Linked DNA regions of Homo sapiens: region 2 is linked to region 1. The links are chromatin loops, found by intact Hi-C in ENCODE. Cell type or tissue: heart right ventricle. All regions are shown on one strand. Links, peaks and the distances in the headings refer to the core of each region. The heading gives the core; the rest is flanking DNA.

Region 1 (17,279 bases), core at 5,376-13,375:
AACACTGAGTTTGTAACTGTAAAATATTTGTCAATATGATACATGGCAATTCTAGAGCAGGATTAACAAACATTTTCTGCAAAGGCTAGAGAGTAAATATTTTCTGCTTTGAGAGCTATAATGTCTCCATCATGATTTCTCAATTCTGCCATTGTAGTGAGAAATTAGCTGCACACAACGTGTAAATAAATGACCATGACTGTGTTCCTACAATAAACCTTTATTCACAAAAATGGGGAGATGGCAGAGTTGGCACACAGTGTATAATTTTTGATCTCTGTTCTAGATTCTTATCTTTCACTGCCTATATCTAACCAATCACCATAACTTAAATAATCTACCTCTAAACAGGTTTTATCATCTTCTTTCTCTTCCTAGGTGCTTATTATGTGACATGCCTTGAGTTAATAAATGCTTATGCATTATCTCTTTTAAACTTTCCCAATGCCTGCCAGTTGTCCTTACCTTCCCAATTTTAAGGCTTAGAAAAATTGAGTAACCTGCCCCACACCATGCAATTGTTAAGTAGCTGGAATATGTCTCATGGGAACACCTATGGTTATAATAATCTCTAATCTCCCATCTGATTTTTTTGCCTCAATTCCCAGCCCTGACCAAAGCTATTAGAATAATTAACCAAATCCCAAACATACTCAGGTTCCTTACTTGATTAAAAGTCTTCAGTGAACTGGCCTCGGCTTACCTCTCCAGCTTTGCTCCAACAGGAACCTCCTTATTTTAACCCACCCCCACCGCATCACATAAACATTCCCACAGTTGAGTTTAGAGATCAGCCACACCAAACTGCTTTAAGTTTCATAAATAAATAAAGCAGCTTCCATGCCACCATAGATTTGTTCAGTTTGTTGTCAATTCCTGATTTCCCCTTTCCCTCCTCCCCTTGCTTTCTCTCACCTCTTTATTATTTTCTGCCTTTCCCTGTGTTTCCAATGTTTTTCCAAGAAAACTTTCTTGACACAACTGTTCAATAGAACCTTTATCATTGTAACCAAATGTTTTTTCTTCATAGCACATATATTTTTGTATGTTTGTTTGCTTTACTGTGTACAATTTTTGTTGTTTTTATATTGTATCTGCCTTTTCTATTATATAGACTAGTATATCATTGGTAGGGACAGAAGGCAGGGAAATTCTGGGCAGAAGAGGAAGAGTCCCCAGCAAGAGCCCCCACCCTCAAGCTGAAAAGCCTGGAACCACAGCCCAAAGTGAGAACTTACATCCCTGTTTTTCAACTTCAATGTTGCCTTTTCCAAAACCACCCATGGCCCACCCCACCCCCCATCTTGTGCCCATCAAAACCCCAGAACTCAGCCAGCAGAGAGGAGAAGCAGCCTGACATCAGAGACTATGGTTGGACGTAAGAGAGAAGCAGCTTGACTTCAGAGGGACAGCTTGATGGTGAAGTTTGGGAGAGGAGTCCTGCCAGGGATGGCCGGACTCCAGGGAAAGATTACCTTCCCTAGCTGTCCCCTTTTCAACTCCCCTTCCCACTGAGAGCCATGTTCACTGGCAATAAAATTCCCCACATTTACTATCTTCAGTTCAGTCGTGCAACCTCACTCTCACTGGATGCTGGACAAGAACTCAGGTGCCATGAGTGTGGGTGCAAAAAGGTGTCATACTGATCCTCCACTGGGCTGTTAACATTTAAGCTGTCCACAGATGGCAAAGCTAAGAGGGCACTGTTACACTTCCTCTGGTGATTCAGGGGTCACAGCTACCCTCCCCTAGACACTGCCACAGGGCTGGTATGAAATTCACTCTTGTCGGGGCTCAAAAGTGCTCACCCTGGCTCCTGCACAGTCTCACCTGTGCCCCCCCACCACAAGGGGTGGAGCAGTGAATAAGTGGAGTTCGCCCCTGCCAATGCCCATGCACTCCATTTCCCACCCATGACGGGGTCAGGGAAATATCCTGCTTCACCATCTAGGATGGAATTTTGCTCCTCTTTATGCAGCTAGAAACTTACATAATTTTTAAGAGAGTAGAGAGTCCTGTGGATGTGAGGAGGGTACATGAAAAGGGTGACAAAATAATCTGGGGTTATACAAAATATATATTAAGTCTTTGTAAATATGAAAGTGTACCTTGTTGAGAAAGGTCACAGATAGGTACAGATTTACGGGGATTTTATTTGTGAGTTTTTGTTTGGGGAGAGAAAGGAGAGCTATAATGTGAGAGACATGTATTATGATCTAAGCAATGTGACCGAGGTAGGGCTGCACCTATGGCACACACATTGCTTTATAGTGAAGATTTCATCTAGATAAAATAAGTATAGTCATATAATTAATACTACAGAACAGTTATTTCATATCAAATGAAAATATTGTATGAAATAAAATGTTCAAAGCACTGCATTTAGGAGCATTCAAAAACTCTGGTGCTGATAATGACCATCATGTGGAAAATCAACTGTTAGAATCTAAGATACAGATTTAAGAATGAAACCCTAAGCAAGAGACCTTTAAGAATAACTGAAACATCTTTTGAGATATTTATCATGTTCATTTTTAAACTATACTGAAAAATAATTTAACATGTAAAAGTACACAATGTTTTTATATCATTTAGGGCAAATGTTTTCATAGTTTATTAATTATGTATTTGTCTTGTTCTTTATTTTTCACAAGGCAGTAAATTTTACTTTTTTTAGAGTTGCTGTCCTTTTATCTGTGGGACTGATTCTTTAGTATTTCAGTTAAAAAAATTAAATTTAAAATTTAAAAAGCCCACTGATGCTACAAAGTAACATTGTAAGTTAGTTTGGAAGCTCTCCCACTAGATTTTTACCTTGCTGAAGGGGCCACATGGAGGTAAATAACGCATTCTAGAGAAATTAGCAAAAATCACAGTGCTGGCAGTTATATAGCTAGGGATCAGCAAGTTGGGGAAAAAGAAGCTTCTTTGTGAATTTACCTGAGAATAGTGTCTACTAATGAACTATTCCAAACACACTGGTGGCCTGAGAGAATCTTCTCCATGTCTCAGAAGTGTAGTGCTTGATAGCTCACACGCTTCACTCTTAACAACTGTAAGATGATCCCAGCCTGCAGTCCTCTCTTAACAAGTATGCAAGGAATTCCCCAGAGACACCCCAGGAGATACATTTCTGCATTATTGTTCACAATCTCAGAAAAGCAAACAGAACATAAAGAAAACTACAGTATCTTATAAATCCCAATTCCATAAAAATAGGAATATGAAGTGCCAGCCTTGAAATTGTCAAAAGATGTCTTTTTATCTTTTTTTGGATAATAATGAGAAATACTGTGTAAAGCATCATTATCTCATGAAGGGTAACATTGCCTCAAATCACTTAATGGGATACCGTGTCTAAGTCCATTGCTGTTCAACCATAATTAACAGGTAACCATGGGATACAGTGATTATATATGGTTTTTAATATGACTGACTTAATCTACATAAAGCGTGAAGGTAGACAATGACCTATTAGATTTGGTGGCAAATTAAGATCCATACATATATCAACTGATGGAAGTTTACTTCTATTTTACAAAAAAAATTTAATGGTAGTGGTGTGTGCTGAATTGGTGGGTTCTTGGTCTCACTGACTTCAAGAATGAAGCCGCGGACCCTTGCGGTGAGTGTTACAGTTCTTAAAGATGGTGTGTCTGGAGTTTGTTCCTTCAGATGCTCAGATGTGTCTGGAGTTTCTTCCTTCTGGTGGGTTTGTGGTCTCGCTGACTTCAGGAGTGAAGCTGCAGACCTTCGCAATGAGTGTTACAGCTCATAAAGGCAGTGTGGACCCAAAGAATGAGCAGCAGCAAGATTTATTGCCAAGAGCAAAAGAACAAAGCTTTCGCAGCATGGAAGGGGACCTGAGTGGGCTGTCGCTGCTGGCTGGGGTGGCCTGCTTTTATTCCCTTATCTGGCCCCACCAACCTCCTGCTGATTGGTCCATTTTACAGAGAGCTGATTGGTCCGTTTTGACAGAGTGCTGATTGGTGCGTTTATAATCCTTTAGCTAGACACAAAACTTCTCCAAGTCTCCACCAGATTAGCTAGACACAGAGCACTGACTGGTGCATTTACAAACCCTTAGCTAGACACAGAGTGCTGACTGGTGCGTTTACAATCCTTCAGCTGGACACAAAAGTTCTCCAAGTCCCCATCCGACATTTAGCTAGACACAAAAGTTCTCCAAGTCCCCACCAGATTAGCTAGACCCAGAGCGCTGATTGGTGCGTTTACAAACCTTTAGCTAGACACAGAGTGCTGATTGGTGCGTTTACACACCTCTTGCTAGACACAGTGCTGATTGGTGCATTTACAATCCTTTAGCTGGACAGAAAAGTTCTCCACATCCCCACTGCATCCAGAAGCCCAGTCGGCTTCACCTCTCAATGGCACTGGCTGTGGGACTTTGCAGCACCTAGCCCGGGCACTCTGGCAGCCCAGAGGGAGCTCTTCCCCTGATCAAGCCCAGCAGGCGCTGGCCGGTGGCTCCTAGTGTAGGGCTTGCCCAGCCCGCGCTCACTTGGAACCCGCAGTGGCCCATGAGTGCCGCTTGCAACCCCAGCTCCCGCCCGTGCCTCTCCCTCCACACCTCCCCTCGAGCAGAGCCAGCTCTGGCCTCGGCCAGCCCCTGAGAAAGGCCCCCACAGCACAGCAGCGGGCTGAAGGGCTCCTTGAGCGAAGCCAGAGCGAACGCCGAGGCCGAGGAGGCGCAAGAGCGAGGGAGGGCTGCTAGCACTTTGTCACCTCTCAGTGGGGTGATGAAATTCTTATGTTCATATTACAAATCTCTGCAGGGATGATTGGTGTTCATCAAAGCTAATACATTAAAAAACAAACTGGCTATGTTAGTAAACTTCATGCCTATGATTCTTAAGCTCTCCTTCCTGTCCCCAAACAAAAACTCGCAAATATAATCCCTGTAATTCTGTACCTGTCTGTGACCTTTCTAACAAAGAAATTCATGGAGATGTCACAGGATATTTTAAATGTTCAGGGGAAACCACAGATATATCATACAAACCACTAGACATTAGATTTTTCTACATTCATTTTGAAAATGTCATATTTACAAAGGTGGGATTTAAATTTTTGCTGTGATCTATAGCAAGTACTATAGGAAATGAGGGTGGTACTCTCCAACGTTTGAAAAGTTGTACAGTGCCCAACTTGTGCATTCATCCCACTAGTAAGTAATTTTGGTTATTTAAAAATAAAATAAGTATGTATTTTTTTCAATTCAGGTCTATTATTTTTTCAAATGGATACTGTGTTCTTAGAACAAAAATAATTGTTGTTTGGACCTTTCTACTTACTAAACATAACTGTTAGCTTTTTGGGGTTTTTTTTTTGTCCTGTAATCAGTGTGAAAAAAATATTGAGAGACTGAGGGTTCTGTGAATCCAGAAAGTTACGAAGTCTCTTCTCTGATCTCATACAACATGAGTGCTAAAAAAATATAACAAAACGACAAAGGAACAAAAATCTCTAATTGGATATTAGACATCAATGTCAAAAATATTTGATTCAAAACAAAAGGAGATAATTGTGCTATCAACATCTTCATCATTACTACGTACCTAATATAAAACTAATTACTACTACCTGTAATTTCTAATTCTTACGGCAATCCACTTACATAGATATGAATGATGTTTTTGAAGATTTTACCTGAGATTGAGATTATAGAACAAGCAGATGGTCTGTCAGAACAAGTAGATTGCCATGTCTTCTTTCTGCATCCCAACACCTATTTCCTGAAATATTTTTCTTTTATATGCTAAGCATACTTGACACTAAGAATTCTTAAAAGGATACTCAGTTCGTTCTAATTGTGTTTACTTTGGGAATTGAATTTTAAGAAGGAAGCTAATGAACTGAAATATTTGTAGAGTGATGAGGAGAGGAAATTTAATATTAAATTACTTGAAGAATTATTGAAAATGTAAGGATGTTTTCCTAGAAAGAAAATAGTTTTATGGAAACAAAATACTTTTCTAATAGTTGAAGGATGATTAATTCAAAGAAACCTCACGTTGATTTCATGTCGCTGGAGTAGAGGACCATCGGGGAGAAAGATAGTGGCTCGAGATAAATAAGGATTTGCTATAATGAGGGTTTTCCAAAATGATATGAGTTGCATTTGGAAAGTAATGGCATTTCTATCTTTGCAGGCACTTAACGCAGAGACTTATTGGGGTAATTAGTGGGTCAATTTTATATGTGATGCCTGTGTTGGAAAACATTTGAACTAGAATACATCTAAATTTCCAAAATTACTACTTCCCACAGTCAAGGTTGTACTGGCTACTAATAACAAAATTAGAAATATGATCAAATATTGGATTCCCTATGGCTCAGACGGACTCAGAGAGTTCTGACTGAGAGAGGAATTAGAGTCCAGAAAATCAATTTAAGACAACAACAACTGAAATAAGAAATAAACAAACAAATGCTATTGAGAATTAGGAAGAGTGCAGTTCAGAGGAACCAAAGGTTGGGATTAAAGTCAGGGTAATAGAGCCAAGGAAGTGAACCTGAAAGAAGAGTAAGTCAAGATCAAATTGAGAGTTGGGAGAAGTGAGGTGGAAGGTCTATAATTTAAATTTTAGCGACAATAGTTTGGTCCATTTGAGATCTGATTTAGAAATACTGTTGGCCTTGTCAAAATATCACATATTGTGATCATAATTTCATTAAGTTAATGATGTTGGCTGCCTTTTTTTGAATTGTCCCCCTGACATCAGTGTTTGTTATGCCTGAAAATCATGCAAGATGCTAGTTCTGAGAGTGCTGCTTTCCCTGTTTAATTGAAATGAATATCACTTTGCTAATATAGTGACTCAAGCAGGCAACTGTAGAAACAACATTTAGATAGAATTAGTCAAAACAAATGCAATCTCTTTCAGGCATTAATAGCTTTATTATCTGGTTTATGAATTTATTTGGAATACACAATCACATGGAGAATGATTTTGGCTAAACAATCTAGGCAAGAATAAGAACTATGAAACAATTCGAGTGTCTTTTAAGCATACATTGCTGGACAAAAATCTCTCCACACTTTCAGTAAGTATTGAACATTTTTCTTCCCTGGGCTAGAAAAGCTCCAGAATGCCGCCAGTTGAGGCATTCTTGAATAAAGCAGCAGGGGATTGCCAACAGTCTCAGGCCTTGTAATAGATTGTAGGGGACAGAGATGCCTCATTGAGAATCACAGGAACAACTGGCTCCAAATCATCTTGTCTTAGACTCTAAATCTTTTTAACAATGGTGGAAGAGGGTTGCCAAGAGGAAGACTAGAAAAGAGATGTGGGAAGAACTAAAAGAAAGAACCTGATTTCTACTTATGGTAATTTGTATTTTCTGAAGCCACACCTCCCTGTTGTTCAATGAAATGCTGAGAGCAGTAAATGAGAACAGGTTCTTTAACACAACACCACAGTGCCAGAAGCTCTTTAACAGTACTCTCTGCTTACTGTTGGGCTCAAAGTCAAATAAATTAGTTGAGAGGCAGCAATAATCTGATGAGCCAGCACAAACTCTATCTGAGTGGAATGCTGTGGTCATCAGGTCTACCTTGCTACCAGCAATTAAAAATTAACCATGGCATTTTCAAAAGAAGAACATAGCAATTCATATGCAGCTTCTTTTCCACTTGACATATGTCTAAACAGCATCTGCTTTCTCAAGTCAAGACAGATACACGCAATGAACCTCTTGTGTGTGCAATGTGCAAAGCTAGGTCATTAACACACCTGCCAGGAAAGCAAGGGGGAAGAAAAAAACATTCTTTCTCTTGGTAAACTCATTCATTTAAAACATCCAGGTTCTCCTGCGCTGTCCTTTGAACACCCCAATTATCTCCTCTTGCCCTTACAAACAAGTGGTGTGAATTTTAATCAGCTGGAATGCAATCAAGGGCTGAAATAAATAGTGTTGTTGAATCATTTTTACAGAGAAAAGACAGTTGCATACCTATACTATATGTGTTTCTGATTTTCACAAGGGTAGAATGCCCTTGCTATGGACTGAAACAAACAATGTTTTATTTTTGTTTCAACCTCTGTTGACTTTCCTCTGCTTTCCTTTCCCCTAGAATGCCAGGGCCTCAATTCCGAGAATAATTAGCAACACCCTCTGGTGATAACAGGGCCACAGCAACCCAACAGTGATATCTTACAGGCGCCAGCTGTGCTTCGGTATTTATTTATTAAGATCACAATATTTACACAGTATGAATTCATTGAGATGGTGGGGGATTGAGCAATGCTCTAGCAGCTAAATTTTATCTGTATTTTTAAATGAAGATGAAAAAACTTCTAGGCTGTGTACTGTTTCCTTCCCTGGACAAAAAAAAAAAAAAAAAAAAAAAAATCAAGCTTCTAATTCCAATCCAGCCCTATTTTGCTAGCAGTTTGGTGTATACGCCCTAGATGGGCTTTCCAGGCATGCACTGCAGTGACTACTACAGTGAAACCTGCTTGTCCAGCACAGAGGGGAAGCTTAACACTGCTATAGGTACATGGAATGACAAAGCAAAGAAACCAGGCAGTAAGTTTTTATTGGCTGATAACTCTACTCAGCCCAGAGCTGTGAATGAGCAATCTAGACATTTACTCAAAATCTCCACTTCACTTGAATTACTATAGCTTTTCATTGGCTCTTCTGTAAGTATTTGTTATCATGGCGATAGGAAACACATGTTCTGATGTTCCTCTGCAAAGTGATTTGCTCTGTAAAACCCTATCTTAGGGAGGGTTTTTGATGTAGATAGACAATTTTAGGAATTTAGTTTGGAAAAAAAATGTTCAATGTATATTTCAGGTGAGAAAGTAATGAATGGCTGGAACAAGGAATGCATGCATTTTTTTTTATCATATGGAACTCCCTGATATTTCTGTCTTGAAGTCCCTCAAGCAAGAGTTGGTTCTATTTTTAAAATATAAATATGATTGATTGATGGATAGGAATCATAGTGTTATAGGAACAACAGGTTCGTATGCCTGCTGTGCAATAACATATCCATTAAGCTGAGACAGCAAAGTTTGCAGCAGAGAAAGAGTTTAATGATTGCAGGACACTGAATGAGGAGAGAGGAGGAGCTCCTCAAATTCATCTCCCCAAAAAGTTCTAGGTTGGGTTTTTTAAGGAGATCATGGAATGTCAGGGGCTGGAAAATTGAAGTCATTGATTGTCAGTGTAAGGAGGGTGAAATCATCAGGATACAGAAACTGCATTCTTTGGTGAGCTGGCTTCTTGCAGGATCATTTTGACCAGCTGATGTCAGTACTTTCATCAGTATGCAGGACCTGAAGGAATAACTCAAAGAGAAAATTTAACATTTCAAAGTGTTCAAGTTATTATCTATAGAGCAGTTAAGGAGAATTATAATCTTGCAACACAGTCTACATGATTCTAGGACAATAGGCACCAAACCAAGCAGGTCAGAGAGTAAACTGACTTAATGATTTATACTGAATGTGCTGCAAAAATGATTTACTTTTATTTCTCCCTTTCTCTTTCCCTGATTAATTTTATAAAGTTTATAGGGGCACTTTCAATAAGATGTTATGGTAAGTGAAATAAGCCAGGCACAAAAAGACAAATGCTACATGATCTCACTTGTATGTGGAAACTAAAGAAATCAAACTCACAGAAGCAGAGAGAAAAATGGTGGGTTCGGGTTGGGGAGGGAAGAGGCTAGGGGAAGGGATATGGAGCTGGAGGAGAGGGAAATGGGAAGATGTTAGTCAAAGGGTATAAACTTTTGGTTATGCAGGATCAATAATTCTGAAGCTCTAATACAGCACGGTGGGCTATGGTTAATAACACTCTATTGTATACTTCAAATTTGCCAAGAGAATAGATCTTACATGTTCTTACCACACACACACACACAAACGGTAATGAAGGAAATTATAACATTTTACCCCAAAATGTGGCTCTCTGGAGTAATGGCTATTTTAAATTAAAAATTCTTACAGATCAACAGGCTCTGGAAGAGACTTTCCCATCTACATGAAGATAGGATGACCCACCAAGGGGAATGAGAACATTGTTCTTGTTATTATTCCTGTTCTACCTGTTATTTCATTATCCAGGACAGGAAAGAAGACCAAAAATGTAACCATACCTGAACAGACCCTTTTTCAAGATAATTACTGTCTCCAAGGATCATTTACATTCCAGAGAGAACTATTCACATGTTAATTTCTGTTCCAGATCCAATCACTCTTTTTAGTAATCAGTTATGCCCCTCAATAGAATTTCTCCTCCCCCATCTCTCATAACCTGTTTTACCAGGATCCAAGCCTTCATTCTTTCTGTAACCTTGAGATGACATATAATTTTCTGTACCTCATTAGGAATTTGGGTCTTTATTCTGAATGCTTTAATATACATATTAAATAAATTTGGATGCCTTTTCTCGTGTTAATCAATCTGCCACGTCCGACATTTTCAGTGAGCCCCCAGGGGCCAAGGGCCTTGGCCCCTACTGTGACTATGTTAGATGATGAATATGTTAATTTACTTTATAGTGGCAGTAAGTTCACAGTGTATACATATATCAAAACATCATGTTGTATGTCTTAAATATATATATATATATATATATATTTCTTTTTTGAGATGGAGTCTTGCTCTGTCACCAGGCTGGAGTGCAATGGCACAATCTCAGCTCACTGCAACCTCTGCCTTCCAGGTTCAAGCAATTCTCCTGCCTCAGCCTCCTGAGTAGCTGGGACTACAGGTGCGTGCCACCATGCCCACCTGATTTTTGTATTTTTAGTAGAGATGGGGTTTCACCATGTTGGCCAGGATGGTTTCGATCTCCTGACCTTATGACCTGCCCGCATCAGCCTCCCAAAGTGCTAGGATTACAGGTGTGAGCCACCACGCCCGGCCATAAATATATAAAATTTTTATAACTCAATTATGCCTCAATAAAGCTGAGATAAAAAAAGAAATCATAATATAATGTGAGGCATTTGAATTGTTCTTTTATCATGGTTACCCCAAACAAGTCACATTTTCTTCATTAAATTTTTACACATTATAAACATATAAAGATATTTGCCATCAAGTTATTAATAGTTCAATATATTATCATCAGCTTTGACCAGGTGTAGCGACTCATACTTTTAATTCCAGCATTTTGGAAGGCCGAAGTAGGAGGATTTCTTGATGCCAGGAGTTCAAGCCCAGCCAGCGCAATATAGTGAGACCCCATCTCTACAAAAAATTTTTCAAAATTAGCCAGGTGTGGTGGTGCATGCCTGTAATTCTACCTACTTAGGAGGCTGAGGCACTAGGATGGCTTAAGCACAGGCACTTGAGGCTTCAGTGAGCTATGATTGTACTATTGGGCAACAGAATGAGACTGTCTCAAAAAAAATAGCTTAACATTTTTAAAATATTTTGATTAAGAGGGCTTAATGTAGTTGTGCAGTCTTCAAAATTAATTAATAAATCATTTTCAAAAGTTAATATGAGACATTCTGTCAATATTGAAGAAAGTAGAAAGATTCCAAAATTGAGTTTTGTCAACAAGTAATAATAACGATCGGTTATCCTAATTATTTACAATATTACATCTAAGTATATTATATTTCTAATTATATTATATATAAAACATTGTAAATTATGAAATAATATAATTATTTAGAATAATATGATTATATAATCACACTTAACAAAGAATATTACTGACTAAAAAATCTTTCTTAAAATTGTTTCATATATTTGCATCTATTTTAAGAAAGACTTAGCAGACAATAATCTTGCACAAGGTCATAAATTATAAAGTTATCCTCAAGCACTGGTTGTTTTCATGCCAGCCTTCTCCTTTTTAAAAATTAAAAAGAGAATAATGCAGCAGTTCAGTTGACATTTAATATTGTATTGTCCATATTACTTTATCTTTCATAGAGCTTATTGCCTTTATTTTATTAAAATATCCCAGAATAATCTAACTTGAATAAGAAATCTAATTTTCTCTATCATTTTAACTTCTGTTTGGAAAAGTGGCTGCAAAGGAACATTTTTTTATATATATAAACTTACTAGTAAAGTAATATGTACACACAGAAAAGTGAACAGCAGATGATCACACAGATTAATGATTTACATCTGTGTATCCAGACCCAGATCAAAGAATGAATTAATATCAGAAAACAGAATCCCTCTTTGGCACCTCCCATATTCTGGCTGTGCCTTCCAGATAACTACTATTCTGATTTCCAAAGGTATAGATTAGTTTAAAGAATATTAACAGTCACAAAATTTGATACTAATTTCTACTTTAACCTTGTTAATATCCTGAATGTTAATGCACTAAAATGATTAAGGATAGTGTAAAGATGGAAAGGGGGTGGGTGATCTTTCCTCCTCATTATAAGGGTCACAGCCAACATGACTATAACAAAACATGGATTAATAAAAGAAAGGCATAACAGATTTACATACTATGGAAGCTTTCAGAATGAAGACCAAAGACCCTAGGAAAACTATCTTTATCCCTAGAGTTGATGAAGAATGGACAACTGTGTAAAACTGTGATTGGACAAAAAGGGTATGATCTAATAAGAACAGACTGAGGAGAGAACCCAGCAAGGCCTATCTGTTCAGATTGTTGATGGAAAAAACAAACTCCATAAAATATTTAGAGGCTTATTCTGAGACAATATGAGTGACCGCAGCCCAGGGAGCAGTCTCAAGAGGTCCTGAGAAAATGTGTCTGAGACAGTTGGGTTATAGTTTGGTTTCATACATTTTAGGAAGACAGAAATTGTACATATAATTATAAATCAATACATGGAAGGTGTACATTGGTTCAGCCTAATGGGATGGAATATCTTGAAGCAGGTGCTAGGGGTTAGGGGCTGCGGGGGCAATTAGGTAGATTCATAGATTTTTCTAACTGGCAATTGGTTGAAAAAGTCAAGCTTTATTTAAAGACTTGGAGTCATTAGAAAGAATTGCTTAAGATAAGGGGGTTGCTGAAGCCATGGTTCTTACTATGTAGACGAAGCCTCATAGATAGCAGCCTTCAGTGAGAATAGATGGTAAATGTCTCTTTTCAAACCTTAAATGTGTCAGACTCTCATGTAATCTTTCCTAGATTCTGGAAAGACCTAGAAAGACAAGACCCGGCTGCATTAATGGAGATTCTCCACAGATGCAAATTTCCCCCACAAAAGAAGGGTTTGCGGGGCCATTTCTAAATATGTCAGAAAAATGTATTTTTGAATAAAACATTTTGATTTCCTTCAGGGTATGTTCTCATGTGATGCTATATCAGCTTCAGGTCAAAAGTGGAAACTTATTGCCACATAGAGTCTGTTTTGTTCATCTTATGATCAGCATATCAATGCTAGTCGGTTGTATCTAAACTCCAAAATGGATCGGGGGTATAATAAGATGTGTTGACCACCCTACCTGTCATGGCTGGCAATTAGATTTTTCAGGTTTTTCTGCAGTCCCCTTGGCAAAGAGGCAGTCCACTCATTTTGCTGAGGTGCTTAAAATTTTATTTTTGGTTTACAGGATTTTTCTTGGCTTCTCTGTGCAGCATTCCTTCCTCAGAGAAATACTTTGCTTCTGAGGCCTTTACTTTGGGGTGTCATTTTCTGAGCCCCAATAATAGCAAGAAAAATGGCTCTGAATTTTAAGTGGAAGAGCATACATGCGTCTGAATAGCAACTGCTGACAGGGAAAACTGCTGTGTTTATATTTAGAACAGAAAACAAGTCTGTTCTATCTTCACTTTACTACAGGCAAAATTCAGTAAGCTGGAAATTTACTGCTGCCTCAGACACTGAGGTTACCTTGTAAATTGCCTGCAAGTGATTCAGTTCAAAGTTACCATGCAAAAAGAGTTCTTCAGTTCTAGAGAGAACAAATAGAAAAGATGGTAATATAAACACTAGCTAAAGCTAACAGTGGCTCAGTCTTAGTTGTTATTTTGTTGTTGTTGTTGTTGTTCAGTTTTGAGTAATTATATAAAGTACACATTGAAAGATATTCAGGATTTTTTGATTCTCAAAAGCAGGCAGATTTCTTTAACTTTAATGTTGAGGATTAAATTCTCCAAAATAAGTCATGAGATACATTTCTAAATTTTGTTCATCTGATGTAGTTTAAGGACCATTTTAATACTCATGGCTTATAAATAATGGAGTACATGGAGCAATTTTCTACATAAAAAGCATAGTTCACCAATATTGATATATAAAAGATGGCTTAATAATCCCCTGTAATCCCATGCAATTAGGGAGTGTATTTTTGCATGTAAGTAGATATTTAGTGATATCCATTATTAAATATCTTCTTGCACTTGAGATCCTTGAATCTTCTCACTAATGAAGCAACACACCATTAACACTGTCTACTGAAACCCTGGAAATCTTAAATTATATAGAAATTAATGTATAGGCACAGGGTGTACAAACTGACGAGGAAGAAGTCTGCCTTCCTATTGTATATTCTGAGTCTTAGATTAAAATCCTCAAAATTCATCCACTTTTTGGCAGGTTATAAATGAGTGGTCTTAGGACCATGGGGGCAGACAGCCTTCAGGACAACTCCTAATGACTTGAATGTTTCAGATACTCATTATTTCAATAGGCAAGAACCTTCATTCATCAACTAGAATATTACCTCAAATGGAGATGATGTAGGATTATGCCAGCAAGCAAAAAGATAAAACTGTTTAATAATTCAGATTTTTTAAATGGTTTTTTTTCTCCATCCAAATAAATGCAGCTCTCCCTAATTTTTGTTTATTTCATCTCATCAATTGTTCATCAAAGATGAATGATTATTAACAGCCTCTGACAAAGTTTTAATGCTTGTGGTCAGAACTGTAGAGTGTTAAAAATAATATCCAACAGGTTAAATAGGACAAAATAAGAGTGATGCCATAAATGCTAAATGTCAATGCTGTGATCATTAAAAACATTAAATATTTTTCCAAAAGATTCACATTATATAATGTATATTTAATATTTTTGTTTGTTATATAGTCAAATAATCCAGGTCTAATAAGTTTTTCACATATTATCTCATTTTTTAGCATTATTTTTTAAATTGATTTATGTCCTCACATAATATGTTAAGGTCGTCAATTTTATGTGTCAACTTACAGGACTAAGGGATGCCATAGAGTTGGTGAAACATTATTTTTTAGTATGTCTGTGTGTGAGGATGTTTCCAGAAGAAAATAGCATTTGAATCTGTAGGCTGAGTGAAGAAGATGGTCCTCACCAATATGCGTGGGCATTATCCAACATGCTGAGAGACTGAATAGAAGATAAAAGCAGAGAAAAGGCAAAATTTGCTCTATATTTTTCAGTGAGGATATACATCTTCTGCACTCAGACATTGGCACTTCTTGTTTGGGGGATTTCAGGCTTGTTCCTGGATTTACGCCATTGTCCCTCCAACCTCAGTGGTTCTCAGGGCTTCTGATTTGGACTGGGACTTACACCATTGGGACCTCTGTCCTCAGGCCTTAGGATTCAGACTGAATTACACCACTGGTTTTCCTAGTTCTCCAGCAAACAGACAGCAGATTATGGCTTCTCAGCCTCCACAGTTGTATCAGCCGATTCCTATAAGTCTTCTCTTATATATATTATAATATATAATACATTTAAAATATTATATTGTATATAGCATTAGTTCTATTTCTCTAGAGAACCCTGACTAATGCATGTGTATGTAAATTTAAATAAATAACTCTGAAATGTATTCAAAATATTGAAATAGGCTGGGTGCAGTGGCTCACGCCTGTAATCCCAACATTTGGGGAAGTTCAAGGCAGATGAATTGCTTGAGCTCAGGAGTTCAAGACCAGCCTGAGCAAAATAGTGAGACCTTATCTCTGCAAAAAATTTTAAAAATTAGCCAGGCATGGTGGCATGTACCTGTAGTCCCAGCTTCTCAGGAGGCTGAGGCAGAAGGATCTCTTAAGCCTGAGAGGTCAAGGCTGCAGTGAGCCATGATTGTATCACTGCACTCCAGCCTGGCCTGGGTGACAAGGCAAGACACGGTCTCAAAAAAAAAAAAAAACCATTAAAAAAACTATCTATCTATCTATATACACACACACATACACACACATATGTTTATATTTACATATTTTTGAGACCATGTCTTGCCTCTCTCACACGTGCGAGAGAGATGTGAGGATGAGAGAAAGAAAGAGAGAGAAACCTTTTACTAGATTTCTTTTCTTTTTGTTTATCTTGCTCTGTCTCCCAAGCTGGAGTGCAGTGGTGACATTTCGGCTCACTGCAATCTCCACCTCCCAGGTTCAAGTGATTCTTCTGTCTCAGCTTCCCAAGTAGCTGGAATTACAGGCATGCACCACCATACCTAGCTAATGTTTTCTGTAGTTTTATTAGGGACAGGGTTTCACCATGTTGGTTAGGCTGGTCTCAAACTCTTGACCTCAAGTGATCTGCCTGCCTTGGCCCCACAAAGAGCTGGGATTACAAGCATGAGCCATTTGCACCTGGCCCTTTCTCTAGATTTCCAAAATTTAAATTTGAAAAACATCTCTTGAAGACAAAATACCCAATGCATTTATTTTAGTCTAATTTACTGCTACTTTCTTTATAAATTGAATCTTTTCACTTTTCCAAGAAGCCTGATCCACGTGATATTGCTTCTTCTCCCAATCTGGAATTTTATAGTAAGAATTCTAGCCATTTCCCTTGGACCTATCCTCAGTGAATGGTGTAGTTTATTCCTGGGCCATGTATGGCAGCATGCATGATCTTAAAAGAAGTGAAATGTTCTTTAGAGAACTTCTATCTAGTCTGTTGTTGCAGTTGTGAAAAAAAATCACTGAATCTGAAGTCTTGGGGTTATGTTCATTTTCTATCTGAGAAATACAAACAAAATTCTAAGTCCCACAACCTACTGAATGGACCCTTTCTTGGCCAGGCAACCTTGAAAACTGAGTTCTCAGCCATGACAACATGGGAGGTCAGATACACCTTGTTATAGCCTCTCCATCGATAACCACCATTAGGTTTTCTTCGATAAGGGCTAATCAGAAACCAGCCCTTTCGGAAGACTCCACCGTTGGTATAACCAACGGCCTGACTGCTGCCCCTTCCTTTTGCAGTTCCAACAAAACAACCCATCAGCATCTCTTCCTGGTAGGAGACCATCCACTATGGAGTGGGTCTGGCCGGTCTACAGAGGATGATCAGTAATGGTTTTCCCGTCCTCTGCTTCACCTTTTGACATGAGAGGGCCAGAAACTC
Region 2 (17,279 bases), core at 4,866-12,865, 250 kb before region 1:
TATGTTTGATATGTATATGCTCAAAGACTTCTAATACTGTAATATATAGATGGTGGTTGCAATCTTTGAGGTGGCAGAAATCACCCAGAAAGGAATAATACTGTAAAAAAAGAAGCTCAAGAACTAATTCCTTGGAAACAGCAGGGAGGCTAGAGTTTAGTCCATAACTATAACTAGTGCTTTTAAAAGAGACAGCAACATCAAACAGAGACAAGCCATACTCAGGTAACGATGAGAAGCTTCAGTAACCATATTCCAATAAGTTAGAGAAAGAAAAAGGAAATTCTTAATTCTACAATTATCATCTTTAGTTTCTGTTCAACCTTTTCCATCTGCCATGTCTTATTTCAGAGCTAATTGAGTGTCCAATTTTCCATCTCATTATTTCAATCCACCTTTCTGGAGAGTATATAAAAACAAATGCATAATCAATTCATTGCCAATACTCAAAACTCTTCAAATATTGCTCTGTTGCACATAGGACAGAGTACAAATTGAAATCCGTTAGATCAGTTCAAGAAGTGTTTCAGTATTTGGCCTTTACTACACCAGGTAGATTAACGGCTTGTCTTATATTGCTCTCACATACAGATTACATGATTTTGGCGTAAGAACTACTTACATTTAGATCAATTGTGTATTCAATGAGTTTATTCTTTCTGACATGAGGCCTGCCTTAAGACAAGTGTCAATTCAAGGCTCATCTTCCTGACAAAGCTTTACCAGACCTCATTTTACAGCACTCCACATTGCAGGTAATACTGCAACACTGATCACTGTTCATTCCACTAGATTTAATATTTAATCCTCAGTCTCCAGATTTCAAAAGTCACCTTTGTATCCTGAGTTTCCAGCTCTATATCTGGCACATGGGAGGTTAAATGTGCCTCAGTTTAGTTAGGATAGGTTTGGCTGTGAGAAAGACCTAAAAATTGTGGCATAAACAATACAGACATTTTTTTTCCTGACATGAAACATTTGAAGAACGGTAATGGGGGTTGCTGTTACGGTTGCTTAGTTCTATGTCCTCTCAACCCCTTGTAACTTCTCTGTTGCATGTGGCTCCCATTCACAAAGTTATTCTAGGATTCAGGAAAAGAGAAAAAGGCTCTTTAAATTTCATTTAAAGGAAAATATCACAAGTCCTCACAGAGCGTTTTCATTAAAACTCCATTTGTCAGAATTTCCTCCCATGGGGACTTTCCCATTCATAAGGGAAGCTAGGAATATAGTGCTTATCATCCTAAGTCTCCTCACTGCTTTTCCTCAACTGCCTCCTCTTCCACATCTCCTCTTTCTCCTTCTTACAATTTAACTCACTTTGGGTATTAGGGTTCTCCTGAGAGACAGAACCAATAGCACAGATAGACGGTAGGTAGGTGGATGGATGGATGGATGGATGGATGGATGGATGGATAGATAGATAGATAGATAGATAGATAGATAGATAGATAGATAGATAGAAACAAACATAAGTGTGAAGTGATTTATTAGGGGAATTGGTTCATAGGATTATGGAGACTGGAGTCTCACAACAAGCTGTTTGCAAGCTGGAGACCCTGGGATACAGGTTGCCAGCCTCACTCCAAATCTCAAAGCCTCAGAAGCAGAGAAGCTGAAGACCTGAGAAACTGGGGAGGGTGGGGGAGCAGGGAGTTGGGGGCTCTGCTGTAAGTCCAGGAGTCCCAAGGCCAGAGAACCTAGAATTCTCATGCCCAAGAGCAAGAGGAAGAGAGAGTCCTAGCTCCATGGCAGTGAGAGCTGAAACCCTTTCTTACTATTTTGTTCTCTCCAGGCCACCATCCAATTGGATGGTCCTGCCCACATCGAGAGCAGATCTTCTTCACTCAGTCCACAGACTCCATCACTCTCACAGATACATCCAGAAGTAATTAATGCATTAACAGTTCTCTAGGTATTCCCTAAACCAGTCAAGTTGACCCCCAAAATTAACGATCACACTTCCTTTTCCTTTCCCTCCTCTCTCCTCCTACCTTTCCCTCGTCTCTCCTTCTACCTTTTCCCCTCTTCAGTTTCTCTTCACCAAATCCCTCCAGTCTGCCCAGCCACCTATCCTAAATCTTCCTGGAGCAGTGAAACATAAGTGATGTCGATCAACAGGAAGACATATCTGAGTATACTGAATTGAAGAAGATGAGTATTAAAGTTAAACAATGTATATAAATACATTTTATGCTGGTAGATACATTACCATATAGAGTCAATTACAACCTAGTATTTAATTCTCTAATCTTTGCTCTGTCAGAACTTTGTAAACTAATATAACTGGATAAAAATCTCCATGCTGATTCACTTAATCGATATTTTTTACCATATAGTAATTTAATAAAATTATAAATGATTCATATTTAATATTTACTTCAATATACATATAATGCTTGGTCACGTGATTTCTCCGTGATTCACGATGGCTGGTTATTTATCTTAAGTAAATGTATGACCAAAACAGAATGTTATTCCTCTTGCAACATTAATATTTTCAATGGCAATTTGGAGATACTGGATTTGACAGCCTTGGGCAGATTTGCCCACGGTTAGAAAGATTCGGCCAAAGTATCTGTTGCCATGGTAGTTCGCTGTAGGGTATCCTGCTATACTGTCTATTTTATTATTCTTGTGGAAGCTAAGTTACTTTTCAAGAAATGAAAAACATTTTGGAGGATCCTGCCTTTGAAAGAAAATAAAAAGTAGGTACAGGCAGTTAAAATGAATTTTTAAAAACATTGTGCTAAAACACCTCCTTGACAATGTGTTACACACACAAACACATACACACACACCCCTGAGAAATAAGAATGTCATGTATTTTGATGATTCTATTTCAACTTAAATAACATTCTGTCTCTTTCAAAATTGAAATTGTTTGTTATTTCAAACTGCATATATACACATGAAATCTTAATGATATTAAACATCCCATGATATCTTACAGGCTAGTGATTCAAAGACAAATTTAAGTTAAATTTACAAGGAAATATTATATAAATGCATATAATAGTTATTCAGTTCAAGCAATTTTCAAAAAGCAAATATGCCCAGGGAATCAACACTCAGATCAATCAATAATAGAATACATATACCCTCTCAATCACTACTCCACCACGGAGGGAACCAGCATCTTGCTTTCTATCAGGATTGAACATTATTCATAATAATATGTAATATAGGCAAGCATAAACTATTATTGATTCCTCTTTTAAGAATAAGTGTGGCTCAGAATTTTACGTAAGATTTGTTAATACATGAAAGGTAGCACTTGAAACAAAAGCTTCTGAGTTACTAAGAGGGAAAAAAGAACATGAGAAAATTATTACAAAACAGCATGTGGTCAAGTATACATACACATGCCTTTTTCTTATAGGGTAAAATAAACGATGAGGTTTTTTTTCTTTCTTTTTTTTTTTTTGACGGAGTCTCACTCTTTCACCCAGGCCAGAGTGCAGTGGCGCTGTCTCGGCTCACTGCAACCTCCGCCTCCCGGGGACGCCATTCTCCTGCCTCAGCATCACTAGTAGCTGGGACTACAGGCGCCCTCCACCGCGCCCGGCTAATTTTTTGTATTTTTTGTAGAGGCGGGGTTTCACCGTGTTAGCCAGGATAGTCTCGATCCCCTGACCTCATGATCCGCCTGCCTCGGCCTCCCGAAGTGCTGGGATTACAGGCGTGAGCCACCGCGCCCGGCCAATGATGAGTATTTTTAAACATTATTCTGAATGATGTTAGCAGATCCAATGCCCTGCTTCACTCTGCACGTAGGGAGGATCATGTGCTAGGCCAAGCAAAGGCTTGCTGTTGTGTTTCTTCACTTGCTGAGAGAGAAAAGTTCTAACAGAATGGGTCTAAAAGAAAAGCTGAGTTTATACAAATATTTTATTTTTATGTGTATTATTGCTGAAAATATGAGTCAAAAGTGAAAGGCATATAGAATGATAAACTCTAATATAAACACTAATACTTCTGGATAAACAGTTAGTTCCCTACCACACTCTATGTCCTCATTTATTTTAATGTGCTCCAACTTCCAAAAAAGCATCATATCATTTCGGATGCTTCCTTCTGCCCATAGTTAATTGGATCCAGTGCTGACCCAAATTATGTCAGACTCCATTTCTAAAGTACATTTTATCTAAGCTGCAAGATCTTAAAAGGGAGGGCTGTGACCACTTGAAATGAAGATCTTCCAGTATTGGTGTCAGGGTGGACATCTTCCATCTGTGTACCACGCACAAATAAGCATAATGTAGGCACCAAACAAATGATCACAAAAATAAACGAAAACACTGTGGACTACTAAAATCCATAGGAAGTACACATTTACTTAAAACTCTCTGTGACTTTCTTTTATTGAGAAGAATTACAGATAATTTCCTCAAATCCAGAGCTACTTGCTCAACTTATTAATAATTTGTAGAGTGTTATAGTAGTTTTGGGAAAGGAGACTTACCTGGTGATGATTTTTAGTTGTCATAAAATCCTCATCAGTTTTCTGGTATCAAAGAGTTAAAATTTTATATAGCAATATTACAGAGTGAGTGGGACCACGTTTCTTTTAGAATTAAGAATATTTGGTCTGGCACAGTGACTCATGCCTGTATTCTCAGCACTTTGGGAGTTTGAGGCGGCCAGCTCACTTGAGCTCAGGAGTTGGAGATCAGCCTGGGCAACATGGTGAAACCCTGACTATTCAAAAAATACAAACATTGTTCAGGTGTGGTGGTTTGCACCTGAAGTCCCAGCTACTCAGGAGGCTGAGGTGGGAGGATGAGGTGGAAGGATCACTTGAGCTCTGGAGGTGGGTGTTGCAGTGAGTCAGTTGCACCACTGCACTCCAGCCAGGGCAAGAGAACCAGACCCTGTCTTAAAAACAAAACAAGCAAACAAAAAGAATAATTAACAATAAATGTTGATTTTTTTTCACAAAGAACTTTGAATCATGTAGGCAAATAGAAGTCCAGAACTACCTTAATATTTTAAAATCATAAGTGATATAAATATCCTGATACTAAAATGAAAGGTACATTAAAGAATGAGAAAATAAAATCTAAATTCGAAATTTAATTCCAGAAAACTAAGCTAATAAGACTTTAATAGTAGCCAATCTTTTGTATTAATCACTCAGAAAAGAGGAGACATTTGATTGTTTTATGATTGAAATAACATAGCATGTCAATTACACTTCTTACCTAAAATGTTTTTTTGAACCCGGCTGCAGTGGTTCATGCCTGTAATCCCAGCACTTTGGGAGGCCGAGGCAGGCGGATCGCTTGAGGAGAGGATTTTGAGACCTGCCTGGCCAACATGGTGAAACCCTGTCTCTACTAAAAACACAAAAATTAGTCAAGTGTGGTGGGGCGTGCCTACAATCCCTACTACTCAGGAGGCTGAGGCAGGAGAATTGCTTGAACCTGGAAGGCCGAGGTTGCAGTGGGGCAAGATCATGCCACTGTACTCCAGCCTGGGTGACAGAGAGAGACTCTGCCTCAAAATAAGTAAATAAATAAAAATATAAAATAATATAAAATTTTTTTTTGAGAAACAAAGCACTAATATTATATGCCCACTTTGTTTTTAGCATTAAGTGGCCTTACTACCATTTTCTTATAAGTTCTAAGTTTCATATTCTAACTTCATTTGCTTTGTATTGTCTTTATGTATATCCTAGTATCTACAAGAGATTTTATAAAAATAATAAATAAATACAAACGATTCATTTTCTAATTAACTTGTTAGTTTTCAAAGATAATCTCAACCATTCCCTTATCCTCTTCTCCAAAATGAGAAAGTACAATTTAATTTTGTTTGGGCTTCAAATAACAGAGAAAACTCAAGGCAGTGAGTAAAATTACTTGATACTTCAATGGCCCACATAGATATCTAAAAATGATCTTTCATATGGTATATTAGTTATAGGTGATGCAAGCAAAATTAAGTTTCTAGTTGTGTAAAGAACTTATTCCACAAGAAATAGATGCCATTCAATTTAAACTGTCTCAATGAAGTTATGTAATCAAACAAAAAGAAATAATTGGTGGTAAACACAAACTCTCCAGTGTGCTGGAATAGGCATACTTATTCTATGTTTTTGAATACTCTTGCCTCCAGTTACTACACCACCTCTAGAAAACATTCATTCACCTTAAATTTCTTCGTCTATAGAGCACATTGGCTCAATGGATATAAGGTTGTTCATATTTTCAACTTCAGTTGAGAATCTGGTTCATTAAAGACCTCAACACAATATGTATATATGGTCTATAAATAGATTGATAGAGGATAGTTAGAGGGTAGATGGAGGAGGATAGTTGGGTACATAAACACATGAAACTATTTGTTGTATCTGAACCACAGAAAAATTATGGTTAAAAACTAATACATGTTTTTTGACAAGCAAGATTTACTTTTTGGAAGAGGGCTTTGTAGGATATGAATTTCACTTCAATCTTTTTCACTTTAGTGGTGACTGGATCACAAAAATGATGTATTTATGGATAAAATATTTGATATGACCTCTAGAGTTTAAAATACCAAGACTCTGCTGAGTAAGAATAATACTGCCTGTTATATATTTACAAAGAATAAATACACAAAACCTTTTATAGTGAGAAGAAATAAGAAGAAATAATATAATAAAATGCATAATCCTAAAAGTGTAAATCTTTTATATCCATTATATGATTTAACTTTAATAATCTTTTATTTCTAAAACTTGAAATAACTTTTGAAAGAAGCAATGCACTATCCTCAAAATGTTTTAAATGATAACTTGGTAGACTATTATGCAGCTCTTAAACATGTTGATTATGCAGATTATGCAAAAATATGAAGAATGTTAATGAAATTATGTTAAGTGAAATAAAAATATATACATTGTGTTTGCACACAACATGCTAATTCTAGCCTCCATTTCTGTGGTTTTGATTTCATTACTTGGAATCCTGCAACTGGCACTACTTTCAGCCTAGAAAATTCCCACTTACACTTTAAAACTTATTTTAGGAATCAATCACTATTACTGAAATACTTATTCATTTTCTGCTACTCTACCTGGTAAAGAATTTATCATTATACTTGTCACATTGCATGGTGATTATCCATGTAAAGTCTTCCTTGCCTCTAGAATATTATTTTCCTGAAGGCTGTAATTGCCTTTTCCATGCTTGTAACCCTGTTGTATTACAAAATGCCTGACATGATACTCAGCATCTTGGCGATTAATCTATTCAATAAACCACAGTTTTGCCAGTGCTGGCCTCTCTAAGCAAGTGCCAGACTTCTGGTAAGCAAAGCTGCTACTGCCACTGCACTTTTGAGTGATGTTGGAACACACTAAGAAAAGACAGGAGATAACTTCCATGCTCCCAGCCTTATCATCAGGCCATTCCTGGAAAAATTCTTTTGAAATCCTTAGAGCTAGCTAACCCCACAGTGTATCATAACCCTGCAGTTTTATCAATGCCCAGAATACCAGAGAAAAACAGAAACTGATGAATGAAAGTGATTACTTGAAAAGCTTAATGAATTAATAAACATATTTCCATACAATTTATTTAAATGTTAATCCCAAACTTGTCTATAGTAGTCAAAAATTAGATAGAAAACAATCCAATATTCATTAACAGAAGAATTGATTTAAAATTTGGTTATATTCATAAAATGACATCTAAGCCACCAATAAAAGGAAAAAATCATAAACACACACAAAAAAAATCTTCAAAACATAATATGAGCAACAGAAACCGACAAAAAGGGTACATCCTATGTGCATATAACTATCTAGATATATATATAAAATATATCTAGATATATAAATATCTAGATATATATATCTAGACCAAAAAAAAACTATGGTGAAATAAATCAGAACATTGATAACCTCCTGGGTTAGAGATAGGAGTCTGGGAAAGAGACTAGCAATCTTTTTGAGGTAATTAAAATGTTTTGTATTTTGAGGGGGTTGTGGGTTACATATGCATTTGTCAAAACTCATTTTCGGTGACTTTGATGTCTATTCAACACACTAAATGTAAACTGTACCTAGATTCCAAAAATGAAAATAATATCTAAGTGTGCTTAATATGGAGTACTGGAGAAGCTTATTCCAAAATGTATATGAATACTCAAAACTGTTTAAAAAATTAAATTGCTGTACTTACACATGTTGTTTTAAAATGTACTGTGAAGAAACAGTGGTTAAGAATATGTAGTAGTGGAGTAAGAATAGTCAAATGGACCAAGGAACAAGAATAGACAGTTGAGGGAAAAAACACATGTATATGATGGATAGATATTTGAACAAAGTCAAAATGGGAATTTAGAAGAGGAATGAACATAATGTATTTTGAATAAACACCATGGAATCACTTGCATATCTGTATGAAATGACGTGAACTTCAAAAACTACTTCATTTGATACACAAAGAATAATTCAAACCTGAATCTAAAAACAAGACACAGAAACATTTAAGATGAAAACTTAGACAAATATCCTTAGTAACTTGGAGTAGGCACGAGTTTCTTATACAATAAAAAACAAAGCATTAGATACAAAAGAAAAAAGCTAAATTGAGGTTGATAAACGTTAAAAATTTCTGCTCCTCAAAGGACATCATTAGGAAAATGAAAAAAGTTTCAGAAACTAGAAGAAAATTTTCATTATATGTGTGTGTGTGTGTGTGTGTGTGTGTGTATACATGTATATATATATCTGTCAGATATTACATGTCAAATATTTTATATATAAAGTATATATAAGAATATATATATCATATATAAGAAAATGTCCATTATATATATAAAACATATGTGTCAGATATTTTATATCTATATGTAAAATGAACATTTTCTGTGAGATATATATATGTCTGTTGGGTAGAAAACAGATATATATGTCAGGTGCATATATATAAATACTGTCATATATACATAATCTCTCTATATATAAATATCTGGATATTCACATATATATTTTTATATTTCTATATATATTCTATATATATATTCTATATATATTCTGTCATATATATTCTATATATATTCTGTCATATGTATTTTATATTTCTATATATACTCTGACAGATATGTACGTATCTCTCTCTCTCTCTCTCTATATATATATATATACACATATATATATAACTGACAGAGCATTTGTATACCCAGAATATCTGAATGCTTCCTACAACCTAATAATAAAATAAAACAATCCAATCAAAAAGGGGGAAAAAAGACATGAAAAAACACTTCACAAAGCAACATAATTCAGTGGTTAATGAACACATGAAAAGGTGCTCAACACCGTTAAACTTCAGGGAAACCAGTGAAAAAGCATTTCACATTTTCTAGAAGGGCCAAAGCTAAAGATTGAGAGTGTGTTAGAAAGAATGCAAACCAATTGAATATTTTTAACAAATCACTGTAAAATTTATGAGTATAGAAAACTGTTTCAAAGATTTTTTTATAACATCAAACATACACTTATCAAATGACCTAGAAATTCTATAGCTACTTACTTAATGAAGAAAAACAAAAGGTGATATCTACAAAAAGACACATACAAAAATGTTTATAGATTCCTCATTCATAATGCCAAAGCAGAGAAAAATTAAATGTCCATATACATGAAGATGTATGATCCCAACCCAATAGTCCTATAGATAGTTATTTTTCAATAAACAGAAACTGACCATTCTGATCTTAAAGCTTGAAAATTATATTTGTTTTATCTGAGTTCCTTCCTCAGGGAAAGATTTTCAGGCCTCTCAAAAGAAGTATCAAAAAACTGAAACTCATCAGATAACTGCATCTAGACAATGAGATGTCGGACCCATTTTTCATCATGATTGCTTCCTGGTTCCTCCCTAGTCTCTGCTTTCTTACACATTATTATATTTCTTCTCTGCTATATAAACCCCTAGTTTTAGTTAATCAGGGAGATGGATTTGAGACAGATCTCCCATTTACTTGGCTGCAGCACCTGATTAAAGCCTTCTTCCTTGTGTCAGTGATTGGTTTTCTGTGCAGGAGCAGGCGGACTTACACTGAACCCCTGGTGTTTCAGTAACAAGGATAGATATGTTTTGATAAACAATGAATATTTATCTGGTATAAAATGGGGCATGATACTGATGCTCCCGACAGGTACATTAAAGTTTCACTGTCTATATATTATAGTCAAGGACAGGCAAAACTAATTTATGATGGGAGATACAAAACCTGTAGTCTCTCCTGATAATGGTGGAAATTTCTGGGGAAGGGGGACTAGGAAACTTCCTGTGGCTAAGGAAAAGTGATATATCTTGGTTTATAGGGTGCATATACAGGTGTATACACTTGTGAAAACATAGTATACATTATTTATGATGTGTACCTTTTATTAAATGTATATAATATCTCAATAAAAATCTTCATATAGATTATTGTTTTGCTCCCTGCAGAATATGTTTAGAGCCTCTGACTACATTTTCTACCAATTAATTTAAAAAGAAAAACTAGATACAGTAATGCTGAGCATTTTTTCAATTAAAAGGGTAAGTGGATTTTTCTTATTTCTCATTATCATCTACCTTGATCCTGTTGGAGATCATTTTTATTGATTGATTGAATTAATTTTTTTATTTCATTTTTTTTGAAGAAATGGGGTCTCATTCTGGCTCCGGGCTGGAGTGCAGTGGCACAATCATTGCTTACCACGGCCTTGAAAACCCAGGCTTAGGCACTATTTCTGCCTCAGTCTCCTGAGTAGCTAGGATTATAAGCACATGCTGGGATTACAGGCGTGAGCCAGGGTACTCAGCCCCTAGTGGTTACTTTTAATTTTTTAAAGCTAGTGTTTTAGTTGCTATGAAGTGATACTATTCTTTCAAAAGTCTAGCTGGAACTATGAGAGTCAAGGCAATATTAGTTTTTCTGTGTGATGTTTTGGTTTGATTTTGTACCTATACTTTTTGTTAACTATTATTTTCATTACTTGGGTGCCACACTGCCTGCAATCTCCAAACAGAGGAAACTTTTGCTCACTCCTTTATCTCCTTATACAAAGAATTTGCTTTTGGAGAACCTAAATGTTCACTAAACTAATTAGAATCAAGATGGCATGGATTCTTGGTGGGTTAGTCATATTAGGGCTCTACAAAAGGACTGAAGGCTACCCTAAGGACATACACAAACAAGCAAACGATTCATAAACCTAGGGCCAACCTGAGTATAATACAATTTTTGGAAACTGGAAATTTCTGATTAAGGTGGTTTGAATAATTAACAAGCAGTATAAAGTTATGGAATGAATATACACTGTCTGTGGAATCCAAAAGAGTTTGATTTAATGCTAGTTTTGTCATTTATTGTGTGATCTTTCCATGTTTAAGATGTATTGACTAACATTGAAGGTAACAATGTTACTGAAACACCAGGGGTTTGGTCTAAGTCCTGCTGCTCACCACACAGAAAGCCAATCACTGAGACAAGTATTGCTGGAGACAACAGCTTTAATCTGGTGCTGCAGCCAAGGAGATGGGAGATTAGTCTGAAATCCATTTCCACAACTAACTGAAATTGGGGGTTTACATGGCAGAGAAGAAATGAATCCATGTGTTGGAGAACAGGAATTAGGGAGGAGTAAAGAAGAGAGTTTGGTCAACAGGATGCAGGTAGTTAGATTAGGTAGTCATGATGGATGACAGGTCTGCATCTTATTGTCCAGGTGTGGTGATCTAGTAAATTTTAGTTCTTTGATACTATCTGAGAGGACCGATAGTTGGTTTCCTGAGAAAGGAACTCAGATAAGACAAATTTAACTTTCTTATGTTTCAAGACTGGGGATTGATTTTTATGTTTATTCAAAGGAGACCATAAACATTAGTACCATGGGACAATTGAGCTGGTTTCAGTGCCCCCCTTTCTATTTATCAATTCCTGAATCATGGAGAATCTGGTCATCAATATTTCTGTCTGCCTCAAGCTGGGGAGGGGCAGTGTGGACAACTCTACACATCACGGGTGAATATGGGCAATAAGCAAATCAGAGGTTAATCTTATACTATAATTTTCTTCTAAAACATAATCTCTCTCTCTCTCCAGTTCCCCACTTCCACCAAAGATAGATCTATTTTGCAGTCTACTTGCAAAATAAGCTTCAGTCCCACTGTACTTGGCCTGATTACCCACAAAAAGTTCAGTAATAGGCTCTCCATTGTCCAAATAGGCTCTCCTAAATTGGCTTTGCTGGAACCAAGGATCAGACTTGACCTCCACAGGCATCTTCAGCACAGGCAAGGATCCATCTGCACCTGCAGATACCTGTATGAATTGGGTGAACTCTTTTCTTCAGGCCTCAGCAACTTGAGATTCCTTGGCCCTGTCAGAAAGTGATGCTCTCCACTAACCACAGACAAGGAACCCTGCAAAGGAACTGTGTAGACGAAGTGCCAGGCCAGTCCTAAGGGGTTCTCATTGGCTGTATAAAGTTAGTATCAATTTCTCCAAACAGTCTGCTTATATCTGAAAACATGCCATTTCAGTCAAAGCCTAGGGAAAATAACCATTTCCTCCAACTTTGTCTTGTTATAAAAGAAAACAGATTTTTATTGAACTTATGCAAACAACTGCAGTTCCATGAATTCAGAATATTCACAAATAGTTTCTGAATTCTGGATAAATCAGGAAGAGAGAAATATGCCTAAAATTCTTCTAAAAAGAGTGTACTCTCCTCAGTTGTTAAAGGCTATAAATAACTCAAAAGAACATTTCCTCCAGGCTCTGAAAAACAAAACAGACTCAGCAATGTTTCAAAAAAGCTATAAAAATTATTTCTTTCCTCCATTAGTTCAGTCCACACAATCAACTCCTGCTCTGTTCATATTGGGTTATCAATCTTTATAAACACATTGGCCTTTTAAATCAAGTCCTGGAAGTTTTCTCTTTAGTCCAATGGCACAATCTCCAAAGTTATCAGAAACCCACATTCAGAAGTCCTTTTCATGAACTCCCCCAAAGAAGCAAGTCTTGGACTATAGCTGCTTATAAGTTGCTTTTTGAGAAGAATCAAAGCCAAAGAATTGTGGATGACAAAAGTCTTAGGACAAACACAATTGACAAGGAAATTTGGTTATTTCTGTGGCATACAAAAATTTAACATAATAATCATAATAATTACAACATGTATTAATACATATGAGAATTTCAGGAATCACATACAATACTGAGACAAACATTAAAAATACATTTATTTAAGTATAATCCAAAGAAAAGTAAACACCACCTCACATTTTAAAGTAATTTGACCATAAAGTAAGATCTCCTTAACCTTTCATATTTTTGTAATTTTCTATTGCAGAGAAAATCAATGCTCTAAGAAAATGTTCTTATTCTGCCACATGGGTCTAGGTGCTGGCCTTAAATCAGTGCACTTGGTATATTATTCTGAACTAATTTTGTCCCTCAAAATTGGCCCTTACATTCTCATGCACCCACCTCTTCTACAATAGTTCCTGAGCCTAGAAGGATTGAATAGTTTTCATTTCTGGCTTTGTGTCTCATGAAAGCAGTTCATTTTTATTATCATCTTCTCCCACGTCTAAAGACAAGGCTTTGATTGGCATCACTGTTCAAGATTTATCAGGAGTTGATGCCTTTTTCAAACCTAGGAGTCAAAGCCTTGCAACTTAACAGCATAAGGATTAGTAAATAGGACATTTTTACTGCAGAAATTCCTATCATTCTCTCCAACAATGTCACAAATTAAAATACTGTCATTTGGTGTCCAGTTGCAGCACTTCAAGCTATTATATTAAAGTGGTTAGGTTACTTCTTGCATATATCTAATTGCTAGCATTCTAGTTACAGAACTATACCAAAAGCATAAAAATGGGATAAGTCCTTTGGCAAACTTATCAAAGTAAGATCATTAACTTCTCTCCATAAAAAAATGGCAAATGCAAATATCAGCTTTGGAAGTTCAGTATGAGGACGAATAATCTCCTTTCACTTCAGTAGTACACAACAAAACAAGGGCAAAGTAAGAACAAACACACAATAATTCCTGTTCAGCTATTTTAAAAGTGTATTGTCACACATTTCCAAGATTGGTTTTCACATATAGTACTGATGGCTGATTAGGTAACTTTTACCACTAGAATCTTTAAACCAGCGCAACATGTGTTTTCAAGTACACATATGAAAACCCAACAGTGATAGAAGACTTGGGTCCAAACATCAATAGAATATTCTCATATTTGATAAAAGCTTAGGTTCAAAAATCACTAGAACATGTTTTTTTAAACTGCTACTTAATCCAAGTGAATGTCACTTAATTTTAACAATGGTAGGCACAACTAAAGTAGTTTGAAAGCAATCCCAATCAATATAATTTCGATAATGACAAGGACAATCTTTCCTGAATATTAAAACTTAGTACCCACATCAAAGTTTTCCTTCATGATTTGAAGGAAAAGATCTTAAGCCAACCCAAATTATTGATAGAATTGAGTTACCATGGAAATAAACACCACTTAAACATTTCTACTGTTACCTAGTTTTCTAAATAAAAAATATATAATGAACTATTTCTGTTCAGAACTTATAAATCCTTTATTTTTATGCCAGGAAACTTAACAGCTCTCTATATAAGAGATAAGCAAAGTCAATCCGATTTTAAATGGCTTGAGCAAGGTAGCTTAGGTATTTTAGGTAAATAGAGCAAATGATGAATTGTTGGAAATGCATAGGAAATGAAATGACTAATCATAGAACCAAATATAAGCCTTCCATTAGAAACTAAAAAACATAGATGGTTTTATATGTGTATATATAAGTAAAATCCAAAGGAGGACAAACATCAAATAAATTAAGATTAGAAGCAAAAACAAATAAACAGTAAATCAACTCCCAATTTTTCACCTACTCAGTTTACCTTGGAGGCTAGTGTTACCTAGGGCCTAAAAAAAAAAAACACAGGATGGATTTTTTTTTTATTGATATGCAAGTTAATGTCTGTAAGTCCACTAACACCACTATACACTTCATGCAATTAAGAAACATATTTCAGACATGTGAATGGTAAGTACTTTAGTACATGCAGAATAGCAGATACGGTGTGAAACAAAGCAATGCAAACATCTATGTGAAATTTGGCTCCATGCTAAATCTGGCTCTATGCTTAACTATATTAAAAAATGATTGCCAAATTTCAAATGTAATTTGTATAATATTTTTTATTTTAACTTCATGAATGCTAATAGCTTTAACTATGAGCAATATTAATTAGCCAAATTTCTCTAATTTTTTATTGGATTTTCAAGAGTATTTTATTACATAAATTTTTTCAATTTTCTATTTTCTCTGTATGTGCATGAAGATAGACACAGAGAAACAGGGAAAAAAAACTAAATTGGACATGCTTGGACTTTCTGTTTTGTCCTAATTTTTAAAATAACCAATTATTTTATTTTAGGACAAAAATTTACCATAGTCCATAATTTGAATCAACCTTTAGATAACTGCTGAATTAGACAAAATTATTATTTTTGTTAATAAGAACACATATTTTTGGCATATTTTTTATACAGAATTATACACTAACTAGAAATCTTATTGTTAGTAGCTTTAAATTTTAGTGAAAACCTAGTAAGCAAGAAGTCTTGAGTTATCAGATGTTAGTATTTTATAGATGAGAACATTCCACAATTTTTAGAAGCATATTTCCCAATATCATGACCTTTTATTAATTAGAAATGACCCAGACACCTAATGAACATCAAAAATAATTTTAAATTTAAAATTATACAAAAAGTAAACCTATAAGTTGTTTCATTTACATGTACTCAATTCTTTCATTTTTTAAACAGGTTATCTAGATTATTTATGAGAACTAAGATATTAGACCAAACTAGTCATTTCCTTGTTAACTATTTTGTAACCTGTGAATTGTAAGTGTCCATCTTAGTAAGAATTTTAAAGTTAAATACATGGGTATTTTCACTAATAACTCAGAAGATGAAGCTGTATTCATTAAACCAACAACATTAAATTAGTCTATTTATAAAAAAAATCACAGAAACAAAGATTATTTTTGTATTGGCTGGGTTTATAGATTTATAATCATCTGTGCCAAACTCTGACACCTCAAAATATCTAGCAGACACAAATATAAAACCAAGTTAAAAATATATACTGACAATTCCAATGACATTTAAATTTTTATTTTACCAGTACTTTTAAAGTCAACTTGTTTATTAAAGATTTACTTAAGTCGCATGAACTTGAAAATTGCTTGGACTTAATTTAGGAGTGCTCTTTTATTTATAAGCCAATTTGGTAGACACAACATATGAAATAATATACATACATGTAAACACATCTAAACATATATACATACATGCAAACAAAGATCCAATAACTTTTACCTTGGAACTCTAGCCATGAGATACCAATACAAACTCACAGGCTTATGAACACGTTCACATGGCTAAACTTCTTTTGACCTGATAGGCAATCCAATGAAGGTTGTGAACCAAAGTTTTGGGTATAGCAGTTTCTGTGGCATTTTGATTTTTAAAGGCTAAATCTCTCCACACTCCAAGGATGACTGGAGCCAGAAAAAACCACAGAAGAACATCATGTACTAATCAAGCCTGACCTTGCTTTGAACAACAGCATAAAAGCCTGAATACACAAAACTCCACCCTGCTTTGCCATTCAGCAGCAAAACGAGGCACATGGAGAGGCCAAACTTATCCAGATTCAAAGATATGAGGCCAAACAGTATTACATAAGATTATCAGCTTATCAAATTCTTACTTCCCATGGCTATATTGACATACACAAACAATCACCAAAATACAATCCAAGTGCTGCAGCAACCAACAAACCCCAAGAGTGTCCAAACTGAAACAGCGGAGCTTCCTCTTTCCATGGGGTGAGCTTGATGAATTTGCACACCAAAATTCTTCAGACTGTCCCTAGTTGAGAGGAGCAATCCTGTTGTCTGGTACCCACAAAAGACACTCACTTGCTCAGAAACACATGCAATTACTAAAAAGCCCCCAAGAGTGTCCAAACTGAAAACAGTTAGCGTGCTTCCCTCTCTTGGTCAGGTGGGCTTGTTCAACCTGCAAACAGAAATGTATTTAAAAGTTTCCCAAGTAGAGAGGAGCAGATCCTGCTGTCTGGGCCCAGAGAGGACACTCACCAACTACCCAGAAGCAGATGTTGAATTTCAAAGGCTGTTCTTCCCGGGCAATCAGGAATGTGGTTGGGGCCAGCAA

The links. Hi-C counts contacts between places; a loop is a spot of excess contacts. Peaks named below come from ENCODE experiments on the same cell type or tissue, not always from the same donor. Only the 100,000 strongest peaks of a DNase experiment are listed, where the experiment ranks them.
Region 2: a loop joins it to region 1, with 4 times the contacts of the local background. A loop is called at or near these places in 5 of 110 quality-filtered maps.

The regions. Positions count from the first base shown.
Region 1 is chr6:141,155,429-141,172,707 of GRCh38, reverse strand. No RefSeq gene overlaps it. Among named protein-coding and RNA genes, the nearest start is that of MIR4465, 480 kb to the right of the region's middle. In heart right ventricle, for the core only: no CTCF peak of the experiment used is centred there; no DNase peak of the experiment used is centred there; H3K27ac peaks cover 3,840 bases.
Region 2 is chr6:141,403,414-141,420,692 of GRCh38, reverse strand. LOC105378029 (a long non-coding RNA gene) reads right to left here. Exons shown (of 3, transcript XR_943077.3): 1 at 17,204-17,279; 2 at 16,419-17,123. Among named protein-coding and RNA genes, the nearest start is that of GJE1, 720 kb to the left of the region's middle. In heart right ventricle, for the core only: no CTCF peak of the experiment used is centred there; no DNase peak of the experiment used is centred there; H3K4me3 peaks cover 264 bases; H3K27ac peaks cover 4,574 bases.